3 separate regions of the Homo sapiens genome follow, and regions 1 and 2 are each linked to region 3. A link is a loop called in an ENCODE intact Hi-C map of the cell type or tissue named here. Cell type or tissue: natural killer cell. All regions are shown on one strand. Links, peaks and the distances in the headings refer to the core of each region. The heading gives the core; the rest is flanking DNA. Region 1 has its middle 14 kb from the start of STAC2. Region 2 holds the start of CACNB1-AS1 (CACNB1 antisense RNA 1). Region 3 overlaps PLXDC1 (plexin domain containing 1).

Region 1 (9,676 bases), core at 1,088-9,087, 170 kb before region 3:
AATGGATGGTCCAGGTAATACCAGGACCCAGGGACAGAACAAGAAAGGGAAACAGCCCCTCCCTTGGGAGGTCCCAAGTCTGAGAAGGGAGGCTCTTCCTGCCCAGTCTTATCAGGTAAGTTACAATCTATGGCCATATCACATCTGGCCACCAGGGGGCAGGGCCACTCCATTCTGGAGCTTGAGATGAAGCTGCGGAGAAGGCTTTGGGACAGTGGAGAGTGGGAAGGGGAAGGCTCACCTCAACTGGGCTACACCCCAAGGTATCCAGAGCGAATGGTGGTGAGGAACAGAGCCTATGAGGAGGAGCAAAGGTTCAAGAACTCTGCGGAGCATTACAGCCAGTCTCCCTCCACCAACACCCTTCCTCCAGGCCTGCCCTGGGACACAGAGCTTGCTCCTGTCCTCACCCCACAAATTCCCCACCAATCCCCAGCCCTGCCCTTTGCTCCATGCCTGGGCTGGGAGCTCTTTTCTTCACTCTCACCCCAAAGGGCTGACAGGAGGTGCTCATCCTGCCTCACCTTTCTGGGGACAAGAGCCTGCAGGAGTGGGGAGAGGTCAGAGCCAGAGAGCTGAGAGGTGGCCGGGGCCTTGCAGGGGACTCCGGCCATGGCGAACACTGCAGGCAAACACACAGCAAGGCTGGTCATTGCTCCCTTCTCTCCACCTGTATATTAAGAGCTGACCAGGGGCCTGACAAGTGGACTGGGTTTCCACAGGAAGGAAGAAGTTAACCACCCGGCGGGCCTGGGGCAGTGAGGAAGGGCCTTGGAGGAGCTGGCCAGGAGGAGCAGCAGGAGGAGGAGGGGGCCAGGCAGAGGGAGCACACAAGGAAGGAGGTGGCGATGGCCCGCGTAGGACAGGCAGCCTGGAGGGCGTCAGCTCCTGGAAGCTTCAACAACCACAGACAGGGCAGAGAGTGTCCTTTGCAGGAAGTGGTGGAGTCCCCAGGGGGCTGTGATGGGCTTGCAGCAGTCAGAGCCCTGGAGGCCTCCATTTCCCCATCTGTACCGTGAGGATCTTTTCTCCAACTCTCCCCTCCTGCTCTCGCCCCAACACACACACCTCCAAGAAGACAGTGCTCTCGCAGGCGGTCTGATACTTGTCCCTCTCATGCAGGGGCTGTTTCTCCATCTTCTCACGGTCCATTTTCAGTTTCCGCTCCTTTGTGCTGCAGGAGGATGATGAGGAAAGCCTCAGGCTCCTTTCTTTTCTTTTTTTTTTTTTTTTTTTTTTTGAGCTGCAGTCTCGCTCCGTTGTGCAGGTTAGAGTGCAGTGGCGCGATCTCAGCTCACCGCAACCTCCGCCTCCTGAGTTCAAGCGATTCTCCTGCCTCAGCCTCCCGAGTAGCTGGGATTACAGGCTCGTGCCACCACGCCCGGCTAATTTTTGTATTTTTAGTAGAGATGGGGTTTCACCCTATTGGCCAGGCTTGTCTCGACCTCTTGACCTTGTGATCCACCTACCTCAGCCTCCCAAAGTGCTGGGATTACAGGCGTGAGCCACCGCGCCCGGCCCAAAGACTCTTTCTTTACCTGCCTGCCTCTCTTCAGTGGCTCTGTTGGATTGGCTGTGAGACAGAGACCAAGCCCCATCCCTCTGTGTACAGAAAAGGAAACAGTCCAAGAGATGGGGCACAGCAGGCTGAGGATCCACAGCAACGTGGGGCCAGAACCCACACAGCCGGCGAGGCCAGGTGACAGCCCTGAGAGAGAGGAAAATGGGCCCCATTGCTGCCTGTACCTTAAACACCTTGATGAGGCAGCCAGCTGAGTGCAGGTGGTCTAGCGGCAGCCCCTTGTCACTGGGCCTGAAGGTGTCGATCTGGAGGCGGAAAGGGATGCCTTTCTCTCCACCTTTCTTCCGAGGTGTGAACTGAGATGGAGAAGAAACAGAGAAAACAGGGCGACTCCAGATCCACCCACATGCAAGGGAGTCCACCCAAAACCCGTTACCCGCCTGCCACCTGTCAGCCACATACTACGACAGCAACTTTCCATCCCCAACCAGTGTCCATTCTATTTTATTTTTTGAGACGGGGTCTTGCTCTGTCACCCAGGCTGGAGTGCAATGGTGTGATCTTGGCTCACTGCAACCTCCGCCTCTCAGGTTCAAGCGATTCTCTTGCCTCAGCCTCTGGAATAGCTGGGACTACCGGCGCATGCCACCATGCCCAGCTAATTTTTGTATTTTTAGTAGAGATGGGGGTTTCATCATGTTGGCCAGGCTGGTCTCAAACTCATGACCTCAAGTGATCCCCCCGCCTCGGCCTCCCAAAGTGCTGGGATTACTGTCATGAACCATAGCTCCCGGCCAAGCTTCCATTCTTTTTTTTTTGCCCAGGCTGGAGTGCAATGGCGTGATCTCGGCTCACAGCAACCTCTACCTCCCGGGTTCAAGCAATTCTCCTGCCTCAGTCTCCCGAGTAGCTGGGATTACAGGCATGTGCCACCACACCCAGCTAATTTTGTATTTTTAGTAGAGACGGTTTCTCCATGTTGGTCAGGCTGGTTCACTGCAAGCTCCGCCTCCCAAGTTCACACCATTCTCCAGCCTCGGCCTCCCAAGTAGCTGGGACTACAGGCGCCCACCACTACGCCCGGCTAATTTTTTGTATTTTTAGTAGAGACGGAGTTTCACCGTGTTAGCCAGGATGGTCTTGATCTCCTGACCTTGTGTCGTGATCCACCCGCCTCGGCCTCCCAAAGTGCTGGGATTACAGGCGTGAGCCAGCGCACCCGGCCCCAAGTTTCCATTCTTAAAGCATCACTTTACTACGTTCTTTCCCTTGGTCAAAATCCTTCAATGGCTCCCCATGGTTGTGAGACCAGAAGCAAAGTTCCTAACCCTGGTATTGGATCACCTTAAAGAGTCAAGTCAAGCATTGCTGCACGGCTGCTCTTTCTCATCCGTCAGTGAACCCACTGACCCACCCTGCCTCCCTAATCAGGACCCCAACACACCTGCAGTTTTCCCCAGAGGCCTCTACCCAGAAAGCTCCCCTACTCACATCTGAGCTAAGACATCCCCTTCAAGGGTAGTTGAGCGGCCAGATAAAATACAGGATGCCTAGTAAAGTTTGAATCTCAGATGAACAACAAATAATTTTTAGTGTAAGTGTATCTCAACTATTGCATGGAATATACTTATACTAAAAAAATTTTTTTTTTCTTTTTTTTTTTGAGACGGAGTCTCCCTCTGTCGCCCAGGCTGGAGTGCAGTGGTGCAATCTCGGCTCACTGCAAGCTCTGCCTCCTGGGTTCAAGAGACTTTGTTTTAAAAAACATTTAAAATTTAAATTTGGCTGGTGTGGTGGCTCACACCTATAATCCCAGCACACAGCAGGAGACAGAGGCAAGAGGATCGCTTTGGGCCGGGAGTTTGAGGCCAGCCTGGGCAACAGAGTGAGACCTCACCTCTACAAAAAAATTTAAGAATTAGCTGGGCCTAGTGGCACATGCCTATAGTCCCAGTTACTCGGGAGGCTGAGGCAGGAGGATTGCCTATACCCAGGAGTTCCAGGCTGCAGTGAGCTATGATTGCATCACTGTACTCCAGTCTAGGTGACAGAGTGAGACCCTCTCTATATAAAAAAAACAATAATTTAAAATAATAATGCTGGGTGCAGTGGCTCACGCCTGTAATCCCAGCACTTTGGGAGGCTGAGGCGGGCAGTTCACTTGAGGTCAGGAGTTCAAGACCAGCCTGGCCAACATGATAAGACCCCCCATCTCTCTACTAAAATACAAAAATTAGCTGGGTATGGTGGCATGCTCCTGTAATCCCAGCTACTTGGGAGGCTGAGGCAGGAGAATCACTTGAAACTGGGAGACAGAGGTTGCAGTGAGTTGGGATCACACCACTGTACTCCAGCCTGGGCAACAAAGCAACACTCTGTTTCAAAATAAATAAATAAAATGGGGAACAGTGGCTCATGCCTGTAATCCCAGAACTTTGGGAGGTTGAGGCAGGAGAATCACCTGAGGTCAGGAGTTTGAGACCAGCCTGGCCAACATGGTGAAACCCTGTCTCTACTAAAAATACAAAAATTATCTGGGCATGGTGGCCTGTGCTGTAATCCCAGCTACTCAGGAGGCTGAGACAGGAGAATCACCTGAACCTGGGAGGCAGAGGTTGCAGCAGTGAGCCCAGACCGCGCCATTGCACTCCAGCCTGGGCGACTCTGTCTCAAAAATAAATAAATAAATATAAATAAAAATAAAGTAAAATTCAAATTTGAGCATCCTATATTTTATTTGCTAAATCTGCCAATCCACTCCAGGAAGCCTTTCAGGCCTGCCACCCCGAGCAGCCTGCAGCCTCTGTGTTTGGCCTGGCACCAGGATTCTAAGGGTAAGCAGCATCTTCTCTCTTCACACCCAGTACTCACAGTAGCCTGCCCATAATCCCGTGAAAAACAGTGAAAGAGTCCAACTTTAGAGTGAGGAAACTAAGGCTCACAGAGGCTACAGGACCTGGGTAAGATCCATGCTAAGAAGTGGTAAGGCAGGCACGGTGGGTCAGTCTTGTAATCCCAGCACTTTGGGAGGCTGAGGTGGGTGGATCACCTGAGGTTGAGAGTTCAAGACCAGCCTGACCAACATGGAGAAACCCTGTCTCTACTAAAAATACAAAATTAGACGGGCATGATGGCGCATGCCTGTAATCCCAGCTACTCAGGAGGCTGAGGTAGGAGAATTGCTTGAAGCGGGGAGGTGGAGGTTGTGGTGCGCCGAGATCATGCCATTGCGCTTCAGCCTGGGCAACAAGAGTGAAACTCCATCTCAAAAAAAAAAAAAAAAAAAGCAAAGAAAAAATATATATCCTTTTTTTTCGCACCTGGCCGAGAGTCATTCTTATTTTCCCCTCACCCCTGCCCAAACTCACCTTCCTTTTCCACCTACACGGTTGCCACCCCCTTCTGACCTCCAGCCTTTTCCCAGGCCCAGCTTCAGGCTCACCTGCAGGAAGAGAGATGTCCTCTTTGTTGGGTCCCAGTGAAACTCCACCATGTTGAGTTGTGAGAGCAGCACTTGGGGTTCTATCACTCCCACGGACAGTGGCACATCTGCAGGCACAGGGTGGCAAGCAGGGAGCCAGGCTCAGCCTTCCCAGTCCACAAGGACTCCTGAGCCAGAGCTCAGGCTCGAAGGGCCCCCGGCCTTTCCCCACTCATCGATGTCCAGGATGCGGTCCCTGGGCCCGGCTCCACCTCCACCCAGCCAGCTGCCGCTGCTGCTCTGTGTACTGCAGGTGCGGGTCGTGGAACATCACCTGCACCACACTCTGCAGCCACAGGAGGGCGTGGCGCACAGTCAGAGGACGCCAGCATTGAGGACCCAGTTTTCACACCTGTGTAGGCTGACCTTCCCACACCTCCCTTCCTACCCCAGGAGGCATTAGGACTTAGAATCACCAATGCGTGTTCAAATGCCCATCTGCCACTCACGACTGTGAACCAGAGAAGTAATCTAGAGACCCTGAGCCTCAGTTTCCTCATCTGTAAAAAGGGGGAGTTAATGCCTTCCCACCCTAGGCACGCCACCCATTTCTTTGCAACATGTCACTGTTGGTCATTTCACAGAATATGTGTAATTACTTGTTTGTCTTAGTAGAATGCAAGCCTCCTGAGGAAGGGAGCCACATCTGTCTCATTACTGATGAATCCCTAGCTCATGGAACATTTTCTGGCATAGAATGGGGGCTAAATAGGTAATTTTTTGAGAAAAGGTCATGTGTGTGAATAACACTGTGTAAATATATTTCTAATTTTATTTTTATTATTATTATTTTTTTGAGACAGAGTCTGCTTTGTTGCTCAGGCTGGAGTGTAGTGGTGCGATCTTTGCTCACTGCACCCTCTGCTTCCTGGGTTCAAGCCATTCTCATGCCTCAGCCTCCCGAGTACCTGGGATTACAGGTGTGCACCACCATGCCCAGGTAATTTTTGCATTTTTAGTAGAGACGGGGTTTCACCATGGCTGGTCTTGAACTCCTGACCTCAGGTGATGCGCCCGCCTCAGCCTCCCAAAGTGCTGGGATTACAGGCGTGAGCCACTGTGGCCAGCCTACACTGTGTAAATGTGTTTCTAAATCTCAGTTCTGCTACTTGCTGGCTCTGTGTCCTTGAGAAAACACTTAACTTCTCTGTGCCTGTTTCTTCAATTCTTGCCCACCACGGAGCTGTTGTGAGGGTCCAATTAAATGACGGACGTGAGAGGGTTCTCCGTGACGATGATATCACTGTGATGACATTGGCTTCTTGCCCAGAGAAACAGTCATACCCAGCCTTTGCCACTTCCGGGGAGGAGTGTACCCACCTTCAGCAGCTGGGGGCACTGGGTGGCATCACACGGCTTGGAGCTGCAGAGCATCCGGACCTCATAGGACTGGCGTGGGAGGGATTAAGGGGTTGCGTGAGCCCCACTCTGAGGGGCAGAGTGGCACCTACCACCTCCAGCTCACCCTGAGCCCAGCTTCCCGAGCTCACTGCCCACTAGCTCCTCCCCTCTCCCAGGCCTAGCATACCCTGGTTCAGGTAGGTGAGGGTCTCCTCCTGCTGCTTCACGGCTGGCGAGGTGGCTGCACAGAGCACGTACTAGAACATGGGGCAGGGCAGCTCCGTGCCAGGGATGTTGGGCAGCTCCTCCTGCTTCAAGTAGGGCAAGGGCAGGGGCTCCCTGCCAGGAAGAGGAGGGCTCTGCCAGCTTTCTGCCCTGTCCATCCCCTTTTCTAAAGGTCTTTGACTCTCTATGCCAGACCTTCCCTCTGGGGAACCCACAGTTTCCTGTAGCAGGTCCCCAAGCTGCAGCCAGGGCCAAAGGGACCCCCATTCAGCTCCTCAGGCCTCCAGGAGGCCTCCCTGAAGGTGCTGATCTCAGATTTGTGGCTGTTCTACTCAACAGCTGCCATCAATTACTTGTCTTTGCAACCTCAAAGCTTGCCTGATACTGAGTAAATTCCCAACAAAAATGTCCTAAGTGGGATCAGGGTGTTTTTGAGATGTCCCAGGACACACTGAACTCCAGGTACATTTGACCACTTCCCCATCTCCAGAGGAGCCCGGGAATGGGAGCCCCACTTCCCTCAGCTTGAAATGGATGATGTCCACTCCAACTTCAGACCAGCACTTTCCCCGGGACCTGGGGGATCCAGCCCTTACCTGAGCAGGCTGCTGGGGGGCCCAGGGTATAGGTCCCCAGGACTGGGCCATAGATGCTCCGGCTGGTTGTGCCAAAACAGCATCTTGGAGAGGGGGCAGGGCCGGCTGTGAAACAGCTCAGCGTGGGGTTGGGCTGCACCCACTGGCCCCTCACCTGGGGCCTCTACCTTTATACACAGAAGCACACCCGCAAAAGGGTGGGGCGGGGCCTGGGCCTCTTATTGGCTGAGCACCCAGGGCTCTAGCACACTCCGGACCTGTGGGGGCAGCCCAGGTTGGGGGGAATCAAGATCTGGGTCCCAAGGGCTCCCCAGCAATCATTAACTTGAAGGGGAGGGTACAGCAAAACAAAGTCACAAGGATGGATGTCCAGTCCTCTACTGGTCCCCAAGAGGCCCAGGGGCAATGAGGGGCACCCTCAGGTTTCAAGATTGGCCCCAGATCCATAAGCCACACAGAATCCTGGAGACCCCTGGGATCGGCCCCTCCCCTGACGCCACGGGAGAAGCCTGTCCACTCTAGGGGACAGGACAGGCAGACACAGCGTCACAGGGACCTGCAAAAGGGCCTCTGATGCCCACTGCCCTCCCTCCCTCCTCTGCCTGACCACACACACACACACACACACACACACATACGCACACATGCACTGGTGGCAGGACACCTGTCCTTTAGCTGGGGGCTACCTAGCTAGGGGACTGGAGTTTACAGAACACAGCCCAGCTTGTTGTGGAAACACTCCAGGGGGTGGCGCTTCCAGGAGAGGGAGGTTTGCCCAGGAGGGCTCCCCATTAGAGCAGCCCAGGAGCTCCAGTGGGGCTGGTCCTTTTGCCCCTTCCTTGCCCTGGGGCTTGGAGCAGGCCATGTTTATGGACAAATACAGTCAGCCTGTGGGTGGGCCTTTTTCTCCACACTGGGCACATGTTGTCACTGTACACAGACAGCCCCAGCCCCCTGCCCACCTCCTACTACTGTGTTTGATATAAACAGAACTAGGGCAGAGAGCAGAGATGGGGTACTAAAATGTGGCTGACTCATGGGACTCTAGCTACCCAGGCTCCCAGATTCTGAGGGGCCTGCCTGGGGGGCGGCAGAGCCAAAGAGATGCCTGTCCCCTGCTCTGCCACCTGCATCTCCAGGCACCTGGCACTTGGTCCCACGGGCTTTCTTCCCCCAGGAGTCTGGATGGAATCCAAGTGGGGAGGATGGGGGAGCAGGGTGATGGAGGCATTCCTGCTGCTAGGGCCAAAGAAGCAGCCAGAGGCCCTGAGGTCCCCTCCATACATTATCCCCAAGGCTGTGAGGACCTACCCCACGCCCTGAGTTGGATTCCAGGCTGGGAGGCACCCTCAAGACCTTGGGGAGGGCAGAGCAGGATCCCAGGAAGACGGGGAGAGGAGGGTAGGAGGGGTCCCTGTGTAGCTTGGTGCTGGCCTGGGGGGAGTCGTGCCTGTCTGAGCAGGGCTGGAGCCTTTTTCTACTCCAGCCAAAACATTTTGTTTTGTTTCCTATTCCCAGGCACCTTTCCAACCTGGAGAGCTGGAGAGTGAAGTTTGCCCCTCCCTCAAAGAAAGGATGGGCTGGGAGAGGAAGCTGTCTATTCATTCATTCATTCATTCAACAAACTGTTCTCGAGTGCCTACCGTATGCCAGGCTGTCTCTCAGGATACCTGGGTGGGTAGAATCCTGCCCTATCCAGAGCTCAGGCACCCCGTGCTCCCCGCATGCGGGTGGTCAAAAGGGCTGAGTCCTGAGTTCCAGGCAAAATTATGACGAAAGGGGTAGACTGGAGCACGTAGGATGTTTTTCGCTTACAGGACACACACACACACACACACACACACACACAGAGCTGACAATACCATATGGCAATCACTGTGTGGTCTGTGCATCTGTGCACACAAATGTCTCCACCCCAGAAGTGAGATGAAGGGTCCCCGTCCCAGCTAAATGTCCCTGGCACCTCCGGGTACAGTTTACAGGGCACCATCTGCCCTGAACAGCGCCCTCTGGAGTTAGACCGTGAGTAGGGCTGGCTCAAACCCTCAGTCTTTTCCACCTGAGGTCCTCTCTAGCACCACCTTAAGTCTCTCCTGGGGAAGACTCTTTGCTCACATTTCAGACTTGCTGCCTGCTTCTTAGCCCTTCCCACAGACCCTCCAGCTGACGCTCATGTTCTCCCCGTCTGTCTCTGGGCTTTGCAGTGCTCTACTAAGGTCCTTCATGGTAATTATCCAACGTGCAGTGAAGGTTTGCGTACTTTGTCTAATGTCTTTTTTCCCACCAGAGTGAAATCTCCCAGAGGGCAGGGACTAAGAGACGTGCACTAGTGTTGGGGTTAAGAGCACGTTTATTTTCTTTTCTTCCTTCTTTTTGTTTTTTTTTTTTTTTTTTGAGACCAAGTCTCACTCTGTCGCCCAGGCTGAAGTGCAGTGGCATGATCTCAGCTCACAGCAACCTCCGCCTCCCGGGTTCAAGCGATTCTTGTGCCTCAGCCTCCCGGGTAGCTGG
Region 2 (9,676 bases), core at 988-8,987, 110 kb before region 3:
GGATTACAGGCGTGAGCCACTGTGCCGGTATAGAATGCCCTTCATAGCAACATTTCCCCCAATCCAGGAACCAACCCAGGATCACTTGTTGCCTGTTGTTTTTTAGACAGAGTCTTGTTCTGTCGCCCAGGCTGGAGTGCAGTGGCATGATGTCAGCTCACCTCAACCTCTGCCTCCCAAGTTCAAGTGATTTTCATGCCTCAGCCTCGTGAGTAGCTGGGACTACAGGCATGTGCTACCACGCCAAGCTAATTTTTGTATTATTATTATTTTTTAATAAAGACAGGGTTTCACCATGATGGCCAGGCTGGTCTTGAACTCCTGGCCTCAGGTGATCCACCCGCCTCAGCCTCCCAAAGTACTGGGATTACAGGTGTGAGCCACTGCGCCCGGCCTAGTTTTCTTTCTTTCTTTCTTTCTTTTTTTTTTTTTTGAGACAGAGTCTCACTCTGTCGCTCAGGTTGGAGTGCAGTGGCGATCTCAGCTCACTGCAAGCTCCGCCTCCCAGGTTCACGCCGTTCTCCTGCCTCAGCCTCCCAAGTAGCTGGGTCTACAGGCACCTGCCACCATGCCCGGCTAATTTTTTTAGTAGAGACGGGGTTTCACTATGTTGGCCAGGATGGTCTTGATCTCCTGACCTCGTGATCCACCCACCTTGGCCTCCCAAAGTGCTGGGATTATAGGCATGAGCCACTGCACCCGGCCCTCTTTTTTTTTTTTTTTTTTTTTTTGAGACGGAGTCTTGCTCTGTTGTCCAAGCTGGAGTGCAGTGGCACCATCTCGGCTTACTGCAAGCTCTGCCTCCATTCTTCTGCCCCAGCCTCCTGAGTAGCTGAGACTACAGGCGCCTACCACCACATCCGGCTAATGTTTTGTATTTTTAGTAGAGATGGGGTTTCACCATGTTAGCCAGGATGGTCTCGATCTCCTGACTTCAAGATCTGCCCGCCTTGGCCTCCCAAAGTGCTGGGATTACAGGTGTGACCCACCGCACCCAGCCAGTATAGTTTTCTTTAATCTGGAAGGCTTCCTCAGCCTTTCTTGAATTTTCCAGAGACTGACATTTAGGCAGAGTACAGGACAGCTATTCTGTAGACTGTCTGTCCCTCAGTGTGCGTTTGTGTGATTGTTCCTCATGATTAGTTTCCGGTTTTGCATTATTATAATTATGGTTCTTGTTGTTGAGATGAGAATGATAATAGCAGCTATCTAACAGGATTGTTGTCAGGACTCAATTGATCATGTGAAAAGCACAGAACAATGCTGGTATGTAGCAAGTGCCCCATAAAGGAAGACTGTTGTTGTTGCCGTTGTTAATATAGAGGGTGTGGCTGGGCTCAGTGACTCACGCCTATAATCCCAGCACTTTGAGAGGCTGAGGCAAGTGGATCACTTGAGGCCAGGAGTTTCAGACCAGCCTGGGCAACATAATAAGACCCTGTTTCTACAAAAAAATTAAAAAAAATTAGTGGGGTATGATGGCACGTGCCTGTAGCCCTAGTTACTGAGGAGGCTAGGCTGGGGGCTCGCTTGAGCCCAGGGTAGAGGTGAACTATGTTCACACCACTGCACTTCAGCCTGGGTGACAGAGCGAGAACCAGTCTCTAAAATTTAAAAAAAAAAAAACAAAAAAAAAGGAGAGTGGGCGGGCCTACAAACAATGTTAGAGAAGTTGAGAAGGAGAATCACTGCCCTTCATATAGCCCCTAAGGAAGGCTGGCATAACACCAGGAGAGAGCCTGAGCTTTGCATAGGGTAGACACAGGGCTGCTGAGGTCCTTTCTGCAGAGGTGCCCAGGGCTGAGAGTTATGGAGCATTCAAGGGTCTTGACACTGGCTCTCCATGCTGATCCAACCAGGACCCGCCTCTCTGACTGGGTGCATTGCCTGAGTCCCTCTAGCTCCTCTTCCTTTTCTCTCTCCCCAAACCAGGTACTTCAAAGGCTCATCAAGTCCCGAGGAAAGTCTCAGTCCAAACACCTCAATGTCCAAATAGCGGCCTCGGAAAAGCTGGCACAGTGCCCCCCTGTGAGTGCCTAGATCCCAGGGAAGGGAATGGAGGGAGAACATTTGGGTTGTCCTGGTTTCCTCTGGCCTACATGAGAGACAGGGTGACCAGGAACACCTGGGTCAGGCCTGTGGGTGCAGACTGGTCTTCTGGGAAGAGCGCAGGTCCCGTCAGTCAAAGACTGGGTTCAAGCCCCAGAAGCACCCTTCTGCGTGGAGAGTCAAGCCCTGTCTCCCAGCCTTGGTTGCCTTATCTCTAGAATGAGGGAGTTGGACTGAGTGCCAAAACTTCTTGCAGTTCTGCCAATCTGTAGATCTGAGAGCTCTCCTTCCCTTCTACATCCAGAGGCCTCTTTTTAACCTTGTCCTTCAATCCCTTGACTCTACCCACTGCACCCAGGCCACACCCTCAACCCCCTTGGCCATGCCCCACTCATCCCAGCCCTGCCCCCTAACCCCGCCTTCACAGGAAATGTTTGACATCATCCTGGATGAGAACCAATTGGAGGATGCCTGCGAGCATCTGGCGGAGTACTTGGAAGCCTATTGGAAGGCCACACACCCGCCCAGCAGCACGCCACCCAATCCGCTGCTGAACCGCACCATGGCTACCGCAGCCCTGGCTGCCAGCCCTGCCCCTGTCTCCAACCTCCAGGTACAGGTGCTCACCTCGCTCAGGAGAAACCTCGGCTTCTGGGGCGGGCTGGAGTCCTCACAGCGGGGCAGTGTGGTGCCCCAGGAGCAGGAACATGCCATGTAGTGGGCGCCCTGCCCGTCTTCCCTCCTGCTCTGGGGTCGGAACTGGAGTGCAGGGAACATGGAGGAGGAAGGGAAGAGCTTTATTTTGTAAAAAAATAAGATGAGCGGCAGCTTCTGGTGTCTGTGGTTTTTGATGGGTCTGGGGCTTCTGGTGCTGTCTTCCTGGGCCTGGTGCCATAGGAGCGCATCTGCTGCCCGCTGGATATGAGGCCTGATGGGAGCGCTTTTAAGACAAGGGACTAGGAAGGACATGCGAGGAAGACTGATAAACTGATTCGCTGGACTCCACACCCTTTTTAGACCCAACAGAGCAGGGGCCTTCAGAGCCAGGGAAACCTACGTTAAACCTGGACTCTCCCTCCCTGGAGCCCTGACTCCACAAGGCCCCTCAAGAGGGACCAAGAATGTGGCATCTTCTATGACTTGATGCTGAACCTTCCACCATTCTCCCAGTTAAAGTCCAGGAAAGGACCTCCCATGGGAGACCCATCCTGCCTTGCCCTCCTCCCATGGGAGCCACAGCCCACCTCTTGATGGCACACCATTAAGTATAAGGTCTTAAGAGCCAGAAGAAACCCATGAAATCATTCTAGACTGTAGCTTTCAAATTTGTTTTCAGCAACAGAGCCCATTTGTTCAATGAATCTTACGTGGAAGCTGAGGATGTTAGATAATGCATCCTTGCTCTGCCCTGAGGGAGCCAGGGGAATGGCCTCCCCTCCACCTCCATGGGGACCCCTGAAGCACTTCTGTGCCCTTCCCACCCAATGCCACCCCAGATCTCTAGGTAACAGTTTGGAAACTGCTACTCAGGTCTAACCCCCATCACATTACAACCAAGAAATGAGGCCACAGAGAGGGGAACTGTTTGCTTAGGGTCACACAGCTTGACATGGCAGGGGAGGGACTGGAACCCCTCTTGTGCCCCACCTCCACGTGACATTTGATGATAAGGACACTGGGCCACCTCTTCATCTTCAGTAGGAGGGGGAGACCCAGCAGCCTTCCCCAGCTTGCTGCTTTGAGTGCTTGTTGGGGGCAAGGGAGGAATCCCATCAGCCTTGGAGATGGTGTCATCCGACTAGGGAATGGTGGGAGAAGCATGGGGTTCTGGAAGCCTGAGATTGGGGTTTGGTGTGGGTCGAAGAAGCCAGGGTCAGCAGGTTTGAGCTGAAATCCCGTTAATATATTTGGAAAACCAAAGGCAATGACTAACCGAATCAACCGCTAATGAGTGGCAATACTGAGCTGTTAATGACAGTTAGCCCCAAGATAGCATTAATGACCTGCACTGAGGAAGCGGTGACTCATGGCTCACGGCTGTTGGCCATAGTTGCCCTGAGAGTTCATATGTCCTCACATCTGTTGAAGGTCGGGTGCCCCCTGTCCCGAGAGAGGAGCAAATGCCCTGAGGTCTGTCCTCTGGCTGGGCTCCAGAGCCGTTTGTCCCCGGGGCCCCTCCTCTAGAGCCAGCACCCTCTTCATCCAGGCCGGACCTCTTAATGCTGTCACTAACTTGCCTTGCTTTGTTGTGTTTTTCTCACCCCTGCCTGATCTGCATGGTGTGTGCTGTCCGTCTGCTAACCAGGGACCCTACCTTGCTTCCGGGGACCAGCCACTGGAACGGGCCACCGGGGAGCACGCCAGCATGCACGAGTACCCAGGGGAGCTGGGCCAGCCCCCAGGCCTTTACCCCAGCAGCCACCCACCAGGCCGGGCAGGCACGCTACGGGCACTGTCCCGCCAAGACACTTTTGATGCCGACACCCCCGGCAGCCGAAACTCTGCCTACACGGAGCTGGGAGACTCATGTGTGGACATGGAGACTGACCCCTCAGAGGGGCCAGGGCTTGGAGACCCTGCAGGGGGCGGCACGCCCCCAGCCCGACAGGGATCCTGGGAGGACGAGGAAGAAGACTATGAGGAAGAGCTGACCGACAACCGGAACCGGGGCCGGAATAAGGCCCGCTACTGCGCTGAGGGTGGGGGTCCAGTTTTGGGGCGCAACAAGAATGAGCTGGAGGGCTGGGGACGAGGCGTCTACATTCGCTGAGAGGCAGGGGCCACACGGCGGGAGGAAGGGCTCTGAGCCCAGGGGAGGGGAGGGAGCGAGGGGCTCACACCTGACATGTATTCGCCTCCAGGGGGCGCTGTCTCCCTCCTTTCAGATGCCTTTGCTCAAAGCTTGGGGTTTCTTTGGTGTTACCATCCCAGCTCCCGGGAGGCCCTTAAGCCCCAGCTGTCGGTTTTTACCTGCCTGTTGTGGATGGATGGGGGATACCCACCTTTCTGAAGTGTCCCCTTTCTCCCATCTTAAGGGGCTCTCCTCCCTCACCCTCCTAGAGAAAAGGTGCACTTCCTTAACTCTTTCTACTCGGGGCCCTAAGTGACGGTCCTAAGTGGGATGGCTCTCCTTCTCCCAAGCTGCAGTACTGGGGAAGGGCTGGGCGCTTTTCCTGGAAAGGGAGGCCACAGATTCTTTCCCATGGGGGCTCTCTTCCCCAGACCCCAGATCCAAGGTCCCTCACCCTGCCTGCCCCTTCCTCCCAGCTTCCTGGCAGCATCGTCTGGTCGGTGAAAGCCATAGCATGGACACCCCATGGGGAGCTTGTCTTGGGGAGGGTTCTGGGTGGAAGCTGGCAGGCATACAGCACCCTCTACCCTCCGTGGCCATGGCAACGTCCAGGGCCCAGAACCCTGAGGAGTGAGCGGCCGAGACGCTGCTCCCCACCCCCCACCTCCATGCCTCAGCCTTTGCCTACCCCAGGAATGAGCTTGGCCTCCAACATCCCTTGCCTGCTGCCATTAGTAGAGGGGGCCCCTCTGCATCTGAGCCCCCCATCCCTGTGCCACCTGGGTGTGGAGCCCATGGAACACTCTGGTCCGCCTCATTTTAAACCAAAAAACTGCTCCTTCACCCTCACCCTGAGGCCCCAGGGGAGAGGACCCGTGGGATGGTGCCCAGGGGTTGCCTTGGGACCTCGGATCTCCTCTGGGGGGCTTGGCTGCTGCTGTTGCTGCTCTGTATTTGCCTCTCGTGATTCTGTTTGTTACCCATGTTCACTTCCCCCAGGAGAGGCCTTGGTACCCCCTCTCCCCTGGGGCATCCCTTTGCCTTGGCATCCCTGTAGCCCAGCAACCCTGCCCCTCCCCAGCATCCCAGCTGGGCCAGAGAGAGCCGAGTGTGCCAACAAGGACTGGGGCCTGCCCGGCTGCCCGCCTCAGGGATGGGCACCTCATGCCTGTCTCGCCACCTCCTGTGCCAATGTCCCACCCTCCACCTGGGGGTGGGGTGCAGCTTCCACTTACTGATTAGAAGACACCACTGCCCTCCCTTCCCCCCTCCCTGTCTGGTGTCCTGTGCCCCCATCTGTCTGTCTATATTTGTCTGTACTCCCCTAGGAGAAGTATTTTGCCATATATAAAACCACTGTCCTGTCCTTTGTGGCTGCCTCCCAAGCCTGCTTCTTTGTCCTCGCCACATAGTCGTCAGCGTAGGCACCTGGGAGCTGCTGATATGCACGGGGAGTTGAAAGGGTGGGTGCCTGAAGATGTTGTGCCCTGAGTCATTGACTCAAAAGAAAAGATGATCCTTTGATTTTGGCCCTCTGATGTATTGTGCCCAAGCCAGGAGCTGCTTGGGCAGTCCCAGCTCCACACTGGCCCTGAGCCCCTTCACTTACCTGTCTCTCCACAAGTAGAGCCAAAGGCAATGGGAAGCTCAATGTTGCTCAGTGGGTGAGATCCAGACCCACTGGTGCAATGTCTTAAATACACATGACTGTTTTTCTGCTCTTGTGGCATCACTGTGCCCCAACACCTCAGGAGAGGGAGGGGCTGAGCTTCTGGCTCCACTAATGCCCCCCTCGTTCCTGCTAACCAGCTTTGGGGACAGGGAGGCAGACTACTTGTGGGGGCAGGTCAGAGAAAATCAGGGATTCTGCCAGTCCCAGACTGAAAGTCAGCAGGTGAGTGTACCCATTCCTCCCATCCCCAGCTGGCAGGATGTGGACTTCTGACAGTTACTGCAACCACCTGTGTCCTGCCTCACACAGTACCCTCAAACTATTTCCCCTCCCTCCTGGTTCTTTTTCTTTTTTTTTTTTTGAGATGGAGTTTTGCTCTTGTCGCCCAGGCTGAAGAGTGCAGTGGCGCGATCTCGGTTCACTGCAACCTCCGCCTCCCAGGTTCAAGTGATTCTCCTGCCTCAGCCTCCCGAGTAGCTGGGACTACAGGCACCTGCCACCACGCCTGGCCAATTTTTGTATTTTTAGTTGAGACAGGGTTTCACCATGTTGGCCAGGCTCCTGATCTCAGGTGATCCACCCACCTTGGCCTCCCAAAGTGCTGGGATTACAGGCATGAACCACTGTGCCCACCCTGGTTCTTGTTTTTTGTGCTGGTCGCCGTGGAGGACTAAAATTCCTGAGTCCGCTACCTGAGTGCTGAGGCCCAACATGAGTGAGTGTGTGTGTGTGTGTGTGTGTGTGTGTGTGTGTGTGTGTGTAGGGCAAAAGACATCCCCCAAGACCCTACAGATGAGGAGTTAGTGGATCAAAGGAAAGGGAAACTGGGCAGGCCCAGAGGTCAAGTGGCTGACCCCAGTTCCCTGGGGGAGCCAATGGCAAAGTTGATGAGAGCCTAGTCTCTGCCTCCCAGCATAGTGCATTTCCCACTGCCTTCCTACAGAATCATTCATTCCTGTGTTTCTTCCTTGAACAAATGTTTATTGAGCACCTCCTATGTACCAGGCACAAGTCTACGTAGGGGCCATAGATTATTTCAGCACAGCATAATGTGCTCTCTGCTGTGGGAGCACTGGGTACTGTGGGAGCATTGGGTACTGTGGGAACCTGAAAGAGGGGTTAGTCCCATAACCTGGGGAGGTCAGCTGAGGCTTCCTGGCAGAGGTGAGGCTTGAGTAGAATCTGGAAGCATGGTTAGCAGACAAATGGGGAAAGTGTTCAAGGCAGAGAAAGCAGGGGACATGCATGACATATTCTTGGCACCTCACCACCAAAGTGTGCTCTCAAGGTGAATTGGCAGGAGCAGGTCACAGTGGGCCTTGAGTCATGTTAAGGAGTTTGGGCTTTGTCCTGAAGCTCGTATGCAGAAATGGAAGGATTGTAAGCAATTAGCAAGATTGCTTTGTTTGCAGTTTGGCGCATAGATTGGAAGGCCTAGCTTAGAAACAGCTGTGATAATCCAGGTGCGAAAGGAGGGTTTGCCTTACGCCACAGCAGTGGGACTGGAAGGGAGGCAAAGAGGCCAGAGAGATCTAGCAGTTAGATGGCCGGGCTTGGTGGCTTATGCCTGTAATCCCAGCACTTTGGGAGGCTAAGGGGACAGGAATGCTTGAGCCCAGGAGTTTTAGACTAGTTTATGCAACATAGTGAGACCCACCTTTTTACAAAAAATTTTAAAAATTAGCTGCGTGTGTAGTCCCAGCTATTCGGGAGGCTGTGATAGGGAGGCTGAGGTATGGTGGATCTCTTGAGCCCAGGAAGTCAAGGCTGCAGTGAGCTATGATCACACCACTGCACTCCAGCCTGGATGACAGAGCGAGACCGTGTCTCAATAAAGAAATTAAATTAATAAATAAATGTTAGCATCTTGAGCTCTTGGAGAGCAAGTGGAGGCGGCTGATAAGAGAAAGGAAGGTGAGGCCGGGCACGGTGGCTCACGCCTGTAATCCCAGCACTTTGGGAGGCCGAGGTGGGTGGATCACAAGGTCAGGAGTTTGAGACCAGCCTGGCCAACATGGTGAAACCCCATCTCTACTAAAAATACAAAAATTAGCCAGGCGTGGTGGCGGCGCCTATAATCCCAGCTACTCGGGAGGTGAGGCAGGAGATTTACTTGAACCTGGGAGGCGGAGGTTGTGGTGAGCTGAGGTCACACCACTTCACTCCAGCCTGGGTAACAGAGGGAGACTCCGTCTAAAAAAAAAGAAAAAAAAAAAAAAAAGAGAGAGAAAGAGAGGTGGCCAGGTGTGGTGGCTCATGTCTGTAATCCCAGCACTTTGGGAGGCCGAGGCGGGCGGATCACCTGAGGTCAGGGGTTCAAGACCAGTTTGGCCAACATGGCAAAACCCTGTCTCTACTAAAAATACAAAAATCAGCCGGGTGCAGTGGCACACGCCTCCAGCTACTCTGGAGGCCAAGCAGGAGAATCGCTTGAACCCAGGAGGCGAGGCTGTGGTGAGCTGAGATCACACCACTGCACTCCAGCCTGGGTGACAGAGCAAGACTCTGTCTTAAAAAAAAAAAAAAAAAAAAAAAAAAGGGAGTGACTGCTGATGGTGGTCTTCTCAGCAAAAGCAGGTAAAAAAAAACAAAGAAGTTAGGGGCAGAAGTGATCAGTCCATCTTTGGTCAAAGTGGGTTTGAGGTGCCTGTGGGACATTCAAGAAGAGAAGCAGAGGCTGGGCGTGCTGGCTTGTGCCTGTAATCCCAGCACTTTGGGAGGACCAAGTGGGCAGATCAATTGAGGTCAGGAATTCGAGACCAGACTGGGCAACATGGTGAAACCTCATCTCTACTGAAAATACAAAAATTACCTGGGTGTGGTCGTGGGCGCCTGTAATCCCAGCTACTCAAAGGCTGAGGCAGGAGAATTGCTTGAACTCGGGAGGTGGAAGTTGCAGTAACTGAGAACACGCCACTGCACTCCAGCCTGGGTGACAGAGCGAGACTCTATCTCAAAAAAAAAAAAAAAAAAAAGAGAGAGAAGAGGAAAAGACAGCTGGGTACATGGTCTGGAGCTCCACAGAGAGGTCTGGAGTAGAGTCTGATGTTTTGAATCAATGTCAGGTATTATTAACTCCAGTTTACAAAGTTCAGAGAGGTTAAACTATTTGACCACAGTTATACAGCCATGAGGCAAGGATTTGAACTCAGATATATAGATGT
Region 3 (9,676 bases), core at 536-8,535:
TGAGGTGGCTCTCGCCTGTAATCCCAGTGCTCTGAGAGGCTGAGGTAAGAAGATTGCTTGAGCCCACGAGTTGGAGACCAGCCTGGGCAACACAGTGAGACCTCATCTCAAAAAAATCTTTTTTAATTAGCCAGACGCAGCTACTCGGGAGGCTGAGGTGGGAGGATCACTTGAGTTCAGGAGGTCGGGGCTGTAGTGAACTGTGATTGTACCACTGCACTCCAGCCTGTGTGACGGAGCAAGACCCTCTCTCTAAAATACATAAATAAATAAATAAAGTTCAGGTGCTTAGGGCAAGAATCTTCAGTCATTTACAGCATTCTCCTGACATGGAACTCTTGCTTTTCTTTCCCCATAAAAATCTGCATGGGAAGGAACCACAGGAAGGGTGGACCCTTGAAACTTACTTAGAAAGCCACAGGCTACAGGCCTCGAGGTATAGACAGAAAGTGGGTTGGGACTCTCTCCTGCACACTGCAGCCCCAGGGAGTCTCCAGGCTGATCTGACCTTGTGACACATAAAGCCCCTCTTCAAACCCTTACACATCTCTCTGTCGCCCCACAGAAGAACGTGCATGGCCTCCTATTGCTCTCCAGGCAGCCGGCCCTCCACTCCCAGCCTCATCTCTCACCAGTCCCCGCTCATTTACTCCCCAGCCTCCAGCTACACTCAACTGCTGTGTGACTTGAGCAAGTCTCCTCCCCTCTCTGAGCCTCAGTTTCCTTACCTCTAAAATGAAAGTTTGGGCTGAACTTTCATCCCATCTGGACTCAGAGTGACAAAGGCTGTAATGATTCCACTAATCTTGCTCCTTCTGTCTTCTCTCTTTGAAGATGACACCAAGTTGAATCCCTATGCAGGAGGAGACGGTGAGTACAGAACTGCCTGCCCTCAGCGTCAGACCCAGCGCCTCTTGGACCCACCCCAGAAGAGGGTGCAGCAGTCGCCTGGGCTATTTTTATGAGTGCGGAGAGGGAGCAACGGCAGCCTGAGCATCCCAGACCTCCTGCTGGGTGGGGAGGCAGGGGGGCTTCTGGGCACAGGTGCCCTAGATCGAAGGAACATGTCTACCCTAGACATTTCTCATCTCAGCCCTGAACCTCCTGTGGTTCTTCTCCTGGCTCTCTGTCCTTGAATATTCACTGCCCAGAAAGGAGTGGGAGGAGGGGAAGGACTGAGCCAGGGCAGGTATAGGTGGGGCCTGTGGCCATCCCCTCTGATCCCCATGGGCTCATAGTCAGCAAGGGGTGGAGAGCAGCTTCTCTTTCCTCACTCAGGCTGGCAGAGGACATAAAATTGTCCGCTACAATTTTTGCAGGATGCCAGAAGGTGGGACTCCCTGCAGCCTCCTAGGATTACCTAGAAGGATAATCTCCTTTCTGAGGGTGGGAGCTGCCCCCACCTCCCCTGCCCTTTGCCCAGAGCCAGCTCAGGCCTTTGCGGCAACCTGTGCAAGAGTAGAGATGAAAGTGCCTTCCAGCTCCGGGGGCTGGAGATTGTCATCAGGGCTTCCAGCAGGAGAGGAAAGATTATTAATGCAGCACAGTGTGATGGTGTCCCCCAGCAGAGGTGGAGCCATTGCTCCTCCATAGGCAGTGGGTGTGTGTGTGTGTTGTGGGGGTGGCTGGGCCATAATCCCCTCGCTGTGCACCATGTGCTCATCAGCAGAAGCCTTCATCATCAAATCATCAGAGCCACTGCAGGCTGCGGGCTGATTGCCATCCAGGTCAGGGGAGGCTCACCTGGGGCATTTCACCTCAGTCCTCCCACCTGTTGGCAGACAGAGGCCCTAGCCATGCCCTGGAGTGCCCCAGGATAGTTTCTCTCCTGGGTGTCCTCTGCTTACAGAGTGCAGAGCAGAGCAAAGGGGATGGGGAAGACAATGGTTCTGAGTGCATGCAACATCCCATTAAAACTTGCCACCCCTAGTTCCCTCCCAACCCACCCACTAGCTATGTAGGAAGAATGCAACATTTTTGTTGCCAACCTGCTCATCTGTCTTCTCTACCTCATTATCTCTTTTAGGATAGGGTGAAGAGGCAAATAGCCACCCAAGGTAGTGTCAGGGAACTAGGTTTTTTAGTGGTGGGCACTGAATTTGTGTGTCTGTGGGGAAATCACTTAACCTCTCTGTTATTTCCATTACCTCAGTCATGCACAAAAGGGGTTGAGCTTCCAGCTCTGTGGAAAATACTCTCTCCCCCGGGACGTATTTCAAGTGCCTAGGATGTTCTCAGAGGGTGACTGTTGGCTTATTAGCTTCCAGAGGACCTAGATCATCCCATAGACTTTCTTTGAGCTTCTCTGACGGGCCTGCCAGTTTTGTTGTTTTGTTTTGTTTGAGACGGAGTCTCACTCTATCGCCCATGCTGGAGTGCAGTGGTGCGATCTCGGCTCACTGCAACCTCCGCCTCCTAGGTTCAAGCTATTCTCCTGCCTCAGCCTCCTGAGTAGCTGGGACTACAGGCGCGTGCCACCATGCCTGGCTAATTTTTGTATTTTTAGTAGAGACAAGGTTTCACCATGTTGGCCAGGCTGGTCTTGAAATCCTGACCTCAGGTGACCTGCCTGCCTCGGCCTCCTAAAGTGCTGGGATTACAGGGGTGAGCCACTGCGGCCAGCCCCTGCCAGTTTTTCTAAGAGCTGAGGACACAGAGTTGAATAAGACATCATCCTTGCCCTGCAAGAGGTCACAATCTGGGAGTGGACAGTGATAGGAAAAACTATGGTCATTTGCCATCATAATAGCTAATACTTATTGAAGTCATCCAAAATGGGAGACATGGTCCTCAGTGCTTGACATGGATCATCTAATTTTAACCTTCACAATAACCCTATTAGGTGGGTGTTATTATCCTTGTTCAAAAGAAATGATAATGAAGACACAGAGAGGTTAGATAATTTGCACAAGGTCACACAGCTAGTAAGTGGCAGAGCATAGATTTCAACCCAGGCAGCCAGATTTCAGATCCCAAACTCTTAACCCTCCGATGCCCTTTGTGAATTCCTTAATAGCACTTATGTAGTGGCACAGATATCAGAGAGAACTTCTCTTATGATCCTTATTAGACATTTGGGGCAACTTTTACATGATTTTGGAAAACTACCCAGATGGTGTCAAGAACATGAATGCCTTACTCATAATGATTCCAACTCCCACCCAACCTCTTCCTGTATTGGATAAGTGGACCCAAAGGCTCTGTCGGCTTTCATCTCTGAGACTTTGTTAGAACCCAAGACCCCATGGTTCGACCTTCCCTGCTCCCCTGCAGCCCCTGTCTGCCCTAATGATCTCTCCACAGGCCTTCAGAACAACCTGTCCCCCAAGACAAAGGGCACTCCTGTGCACCTGGGCACCATCGTGGGCATCGTGCTGGCAGTCCTCCTCGTGGCGGCCATCATCCTGGCTGGAATTTACATCAATGGCCACCCCACATCCAATGCTGCGCTCTTCTTCATCGAGGTCCGTGTCATCTGTGGCCACAGGGCTCCTGTCTGCTTCTGCGTCGGCGTCTCCTGGGCCATTCGGTCCCTGCCTCTCCCCTTCTCCCTCTCCCCTGCCACATACCTGAGAAAACTTCATCCACCCCATCCTGGCACATTTCGAGATGGCTGGCGCCCGTTAAGTCCTGCACCCTGATAAATCAGCACCTCAGAACTCCCTCGGCCCTCCTGTCCTGTGGAACAGCCCCTCTGCTTTTGTTCCCCCATTTGTGAAATCAGAAAAAATCCCCAGAGGAAAGAAAGAAGGCCACAGTGCCACATAGTGCTCATCTAGTGGCTGTGCAGCCTATCTCCAGTGATTTATGGTCTCTCATGCCCAAATGCCAGGCTCAGTACTTACTCAAAGCCATGAGGGAACCAGGGTCTCTGCCTCTTTTGCCTACTGATACCTGCTTTTAAGGCTAAAATTGAGGGGCAGGTGCAGTGGCTCCTTCCTAAGATCCTAGCACTTTGAGAAACCAAGGCAAGATTACTTGAGCACAGGAGTTTGAGACTAGCCTGGGCAACAGAGTGAGACCCCGTCTCTACAAAAATTTAAAAAATTAGCCCAGCGTGGTGGCACGTACCTGTGGTCCCAGCCGCTTGGGAAGCTGAGGTGGGAGGATCCCTTGAGCCCAGTGGTTTGAGGCTGCAGTGAGCCCTGACCATACCACTGCACTCCAACCTGGGCAATAGAGGAGACCCCATCTCTAAAATAGAAATAAAAATAAAATAGACAAGCCAAATAATGATAAGAGCTGCCCTCTGGGAGCTTTAATTGAGGATACTAAGTTTTGAATGTCTCAATTCTGAAGAGCCAGCCTGAGGGGCAGCATGGGATGTGAGGCTCAGCCCCCTTCACTCGGGGCTGCAGAGCTCAGCAGCTCCTGCCCCCAGTCCTCCACTTCTGGCTTCTTACGAGTTCCCCACAGAGTGCAGCAGTGGTGCCTCTGTGACCCTAGTTTCTTCCACGTGGGTCACAAGCCCACCAGCCTCATTAACCCACAGGCCTAGGTCATTCCCCCAGTTTCTTAGGAGGCTTAGTCATTCTGAAGTCTTAGCCTACCTGGGTAACACCTGGGAACTGCAGATCCCTGGGCCACAGGGATTCTGATAGGGCAGGTCTAAGGCAGGCCCAGGAATCTGCATTTTATTTATTTCGAGACAGTCTCACTCTGTCGCCTAGGCTGGAGTACAGTGGCACAATCTTGGCTTACTGCAGCCTCCGCCTCCTGGGTTCAAGCAATTCTGGTGCCTCAACCTTCTGAGTAGTTGCGACTACAGGCACGTGCCACCACACTCAGCTAATTTTTGTATTTTTAGTGGAGACAGTGTTTCACCATGTTGGCCAGGCTGGTCTTGAACTCCTGGCCTCAAGTGATCTGCCCATCTTGGCCTCCCAAAGTGCTGGGATTACAGGCATAAGCCACTGCACAGGCCAGAATCTGCATTTTAATAAGCCCCCTGTTGACTCTGATGTGGATCCTGTGCTACCTTGGAGGGTTATCTTGGCATTTTCAGAGCCTCAAGCATCATGCCAGCCATCTCTGAGCCACTCCCTCACATTGCAGTCCTAGGTCTCCACTTGGTGTATTGCTGAACCTTTCAGCTGTGAGTTCTGCAGACCACACAGTGAAGGATAAAGTGTCCTCCTTCCACACTCTAGCTTTCGGCAGGTTTCCCAGTGGTTGGGGGATCACAGCACGGAACATTTTAGGGAGAGGGTCCCTGAAGGTCAGTTGTGTGGCTCCTGGTAGGCCCAAGTGCCCCAGGGCCCTTATAAGAGACAGTCTTGGTTGGCTCTGTCGCTCAGGAGTGTGGGGTCCCCATGGGGGCGGGGGCATGCCCACTGACTTTGCCTCTGTGCCTTCTGCAGCGTAGACCTCACCACTGGCCAGCCATGAAGTTTCGCAGCCACCCTGACCATTCCACCTATGCGGAGGTGGAGCCCTCGGGCCATGAGAAGGAGGGCTTCATGGAGGCTGAGCAGTGCTGAGAACACCAAGTCTCCCCTTTGAAGACTTTGAGGCCACAGAAAAGACAGTTAAAGCAAAGAAGAGAAGTGACTTTTCCTGGCCTCTCCCAGCATGCCCTGGGCTGAGATGAGATGGTGGTTTATGGCTCCAGAGCTGCTGCTCGCTTCGTCAGCACACCCCGAATATTGAAGAGGGGGCCAAAAAACAACCACATGGATTTTTTATAGGAACAACAACCTAATCTCATCCTGTTTTGATGCAAGGGTTCTCTTCTGTGTCTTGTAACCATGAAACAGCAGAAGAACTAACATAACTAACTCCATTTTTGTTTAAGGGGCCTTTACCTATTCCTGCACCTAGGCTAGGATAACTTTAGAGCACTGACATAAAACGCAAAAACAGGAATCATGCCGTTTGCAAAACTAACTCTGGGATTAAAGGGGAAGCATGTAAACAGCTAACTGTTTTTGTTAAAGATTTATAGGAATGAGGAGGTTTGGCTATTGTCACATGACAGACTGTTAGCCAAGGACAAAGAAGTTCTGCAAACCTCCCCTGGACCCTTGCTGGTGTCCAGATGTCTGCGGTTGTCAGCCCCTTCCTTTCCCCCGACCTAAACATAAAAGACAAGGCAAAGCCCGCATAATTTTAAGACGGTTCTTTAGGACATTAGTCCACCATCTTCTTGGTTTGCTGGCTCTCCGAAATAAAGTCCCTTTCCTTGCTCCAACTCCTTGTCTCTCAACGTATTGGCTATGACGCAGCAAGCAGAATGAATTTGGACTCAGTTACAGGCTGTCAATGGTCTGCTCTGTAGCAGTCTCAGAGCCTCCCCGACCCACTACCTGGAGATAGCCAGATAGCCAGATGCCCTGCTCCTGGCCACCTTTAAAGCCCCTGCATATGACACAGGTTAACTAAAGTCAAGATTGGGGCTGCTGCATTCCAGGTTCCCTAGACTCACAAGCTGGTCCTTGGCCAGGTGCAGTGGCTCACGCCTGTAATCCCAGCACTTTGGGAGGCTGAGGCAGGCGGATCACCTGAAGTCAGAAGTTTGAGACCAGCCTGGCCAACATAATTAAAATGTCTCTACTAAAAATACAAAAAATTAGCTGGGTGTGGTGACGCTTGCCTGTATCCCAGCTACTCAGGAAGCTGAGACACGAGAATCACTTGAACCTGGGAGGCAGAGGTTGCAGTGAGCTCAGATAGTGCCACTGCACTCCAGCCTGGGTGACAGAGCGAGACTCCGTCTCAAAAAAAAAAAAAGAAAGCAGATCCTCATGGCTATAGAGTTGGCATTTTAGCCCCAGCTTCTGTAGCTCTGAAAGCCTAAAGAAGGTATTCTCTCCATCTGTTAAACACAGTATAGTGGCTCTCAGCCCTTGGGGCATGTTATCATGGGAGGGAAGTCAAATAAGAGGAGAGAAAAGAACTCAAGGGGGAAACTGCATTTTTAGGCTTTGCTCTCTTACCTTGCCCTTTCTACTCAGAACCAATAACTTCTGCATCAAAACATGTTACAGCCTGCATCAAGGGCTTTACCCCAACCTGCAGCCCAGCCTTCCCTGGGTGAGCTTGCTATGCGCAGCCACATTTACCATGTGGGGCTCCCTATTCTGATGGCCTGTTCGGTGCCGGGTTTACTCACTGCCCTGTTCTGATGTCAGTGCCTGTACATACCTCCAAAGGCAGGACTTGCCTGATAAATATTTTTCCTCCTCTGAACTGGATTTTATAGGCATTAAAGACAAGTCGGGTGGCTAGAGGGCTCCTTGAGACATACCTAGCAGGGAACTGCAGGTGGATTCTGTTGAGAGGCAAAGCACCTGAGTGGTTGGGACACAGGCAGCTGGCATGGGAGGGACTTTTTTTGAGACAGGGTCTCACTGTGTCGCCCAGGGCAAGGATGCCCAAAGACACCAGGTTGGAGAGGCACCTGCCAACTACTTGCTTTCCCTGGAGCCTGCATGTGCCTGTGGGGTGGGGAGGCGTAGGGGTCTACGGCTGCCTGAGATGGGTGTGCACAGTGTGTGAAGTACCTACCTCCTTGCCTTGCTGGACTGTCAGCCAGTCGCAGGGCCGGCCACAAGACCCATGTCTCCATCTGGTCATACTCCATAGCTACCAAGTTAACCTGCTCTAAACTTTGGAGAACTGGATCTGTCCAATAAACGCTTATTTGGCCAAGCCTGATGGCTCGTGCCTGTACTCCCAGCACTTTGGGAGGCTGAGGTGGGAGGGTTGCTTGAGCCCAGGGGTTTGAGACCAGCTTGGGCAACAACAACAAAAATGCCAGGTGTGGTGGGGTGCACCTGTAGTCCCAGCTACTAGGGAGGCTGAGCCAGGAGGATCACTTGAGCCCGGGAGGTTGAGGCTGCAGTGGGGGGTCATAATCATGCCACTGTACTCCAGCCTGGGTGACAGAGTGAGACCCTGTCTCCGAAAAAAAAAAAAAAAAAAAGAACGGAAAAAGAAATGCTTACATTGTCAGGGATCCTGTAGACAATCATTAACTCTATGAGATGCTTGGTTCTATTTTTTTGGGAGACTTTGTCCAAGTGTTTTGGCTTAAGAAATCCATAGGCCTCTCTTGGTGACACATCTCTAGTACTTTTTGTCATAAACAAACAGGCCATCTGCCGCCAAATACATCCACTCCCCATGCCACTGACATCCTATGGGTCAGCCAGGCTTGCTTTGACTGAGGCCGAGGCATCTGGAACTTTCTCTGCCTGCAGGGGCTAGCAGCAGAGGCTTCACCGCATCACCACCCCTTCCTCCACTCCTGACATTCTTTCCCTTCAGGGATCCAAAATGGTTGGCCGAGCTCCCAGTGGGAAAACGTGTGCTAGAGTTGGGGAGTGAGATGAGTGGTGCTGTCCATGGAATCAGGCCACAGCAGGAACTGCCCCACTGGCCATTTGAGACACACACAGGTGGTAAATGCTCTGCTGGTGGGCTGTGCTTCCCTCATTCAGAGAGCTCTGTTACAGCCCACTGTGTCCTTTAGAAGCTTGAAAGGAACCCAACTCTTTGCTGCACTGTCCTTTTTCTTCCTCAAATTCAGACCCTCCTTCCACCGGCACCCCCCTACTCCACCCTCAGCTCTTCCTTGCCTGGTTTATCAAGCAGAGCTGAGGCCCCACGTTTCCAACTCTGATTGTCACTTGCATCTTCACAAAGGATAAACCACGGAGCAACTGGAAAACCATCAGCCAAGCGTTCGGATGAGTCTGGTTATTGGTCCACCCCCGACCAGATTCCCTTACACTTAACTCACTTCTTTCTTTGGCAATGACCCTCATGACATGTATAAATGGGTATGACTAAGAAGAGGCTGTGATCTAACATTTATTTGCTGCCATTTTTTACTCTGGGGAGAAGCAGCCCCAACTCATCACTGGGAAAGAACTCCCCCTGCAAACCAGCTAAATTTGATAATTTAAACCCCCTGCCCCTAAAACTTCTCACAGAGCTGGGGAGTTGGTGGCAACTTTCCAAGTCAAGGTCTTGCTTAGAAAGTCCTTCACTACATGGCCAGGTGCAGTGGCTCACGCCTGTAGTCCCAGGTACTTGGGAGCCTGAGGCAGGAGGATTGCTTGAGCTCAGGAGTTCAAGGCTGCAGAGAGCTATGATCATCCCACTGCATTTGTTTAAAAATAAATTTTTAAAATTTGTGTGTTTTATCAGGGGTCTCCTGTACAGTGTATCTGTGTATGTTTGTGTGTGTGTTTGTATACAGCCTTGTTTAATGTTTTGAGCAATAAGATATGCACACACAGGTATTTTGTTGCTAAAGAGATTGGACAAGGTTGTAGCTGTGCTCAGGCTTCAGCTTGGTTTGTTAAATTGAGAGATAAACAATGACAAGAGCTGCCAGCCAACCACACTATTCAAAAAGCAAAGTGTTCACCACTAAAGCTAACCATTCATCTGGTTGCAGGCAAGGCTAAGGCTCTCTCTCCTCTAGTTCCTGGAACAGACTCACAGATTGGCATGAAGCACTGATCAGGGGCTGCACTCAGACTCCCTGGCCAAGCAAACCTACACCAGAAGAGTCAGTGTCACAGATATGATGCGGCCAATCTCTGTCTCCAAAAACCTACCTGAACTTAATGGTAGAATTCAAAGATCTGGGGACTGAGGGCACCCAGCCTTCTAAAACACAATGTATTCATGTGTTTAGTGTAAACTCTCTGCATGGATTCTCAGT

What was found. A loop is a pair of places that touch in the nucleus more often than their neighbours do. Peaks named below come from ENCODE experiments on the same cell type or tissue, not always from the same donor. Only the 100,000 strongest peaks of a DNase experiment are listed, where the experiment ranks them.
Region 1: a loop joins it to region 3, with 3 times the contacts of the local background. A loop is called at or near these places in 16 of 110 quality-filtered maps.
Region 2: it touches region 3 in a loop (11-fold over the local background); 7 of 110 quality-filtered maps call a loop at or near these places.

Annotation. Positions count from the first base shown.
Region 1 is chr17:39,235,403-39,245,078 of GRCh38, reverse strand. It overlaps the pseudogene LOC101929578. Among named protein-coding and RNA genes, the nearest start is that of STAC2, 14 kb to the right of the region's middle. RefSeq lists an enhancer at 151-725. In natural killer cell, for the core only: a CTCF peak has its summit at 5,299 (motif pointing right); DNase peaks (open chromatin) are centred at 5,308 and 6,298; H3K4me3 peaks cover 251 bases; H3K27ac peaks cover 1,738 bases.
Region 2 is chr17:39,170,336-39,180,011 of GRCh38, reverse strand. CACNB1 (calcium voltage-gated channel auxiliary subunit beta 1) reads left to right here. Exons shown (of 14, transcript NM_000723.5): 12 at 1,933-2,028; 13 at 2,477-2,662; 14 at 4,355-6,559. The coding sequence ends at 4,819. CACNB1-AS1 (CACNB1 antisense RNA 1) reads right to left here and starts at 5,383. Exons shown (of 4, transcript XR_934743.3): 1 at 5,295-5,383; 2 at 4,053-4,149; 3 at 2,677-3,005. RefSeq lists enhancers at 2,225-2,724, 2,725-3,226, 4,003-4,604. In natural killer cell, for the core only: CTCF peaks have their summits at 4,699 and 4,905 (motif pointing right); a DNase peak (open chromatin) is centred at 4,921.
Region 3 is chr17:39,063,644-39,073,319 of GRCh38, reverse strand. PLXDC1 (plexin domain containing 1) reads left to right here. Exons shown (of 14, transcript NM_020405.5): 12 at 835-870; 13 at 3,304-3,464; 14 at 5,361-9,676. The coding sequence ends at 5,480. It also overlaps the pseudogene RDM1P5. Among named protein-coding and RNA genes, the nearest start is that of LINC02079, 41 kb to the right of the region's middle. RefSeq lists an enhancer at 558-1,346. In natural killer cell, for the core only: CTCF peaks have their summits at 3,574 and 3,774; a DNase peak (open chromatin) is centred at 3,779.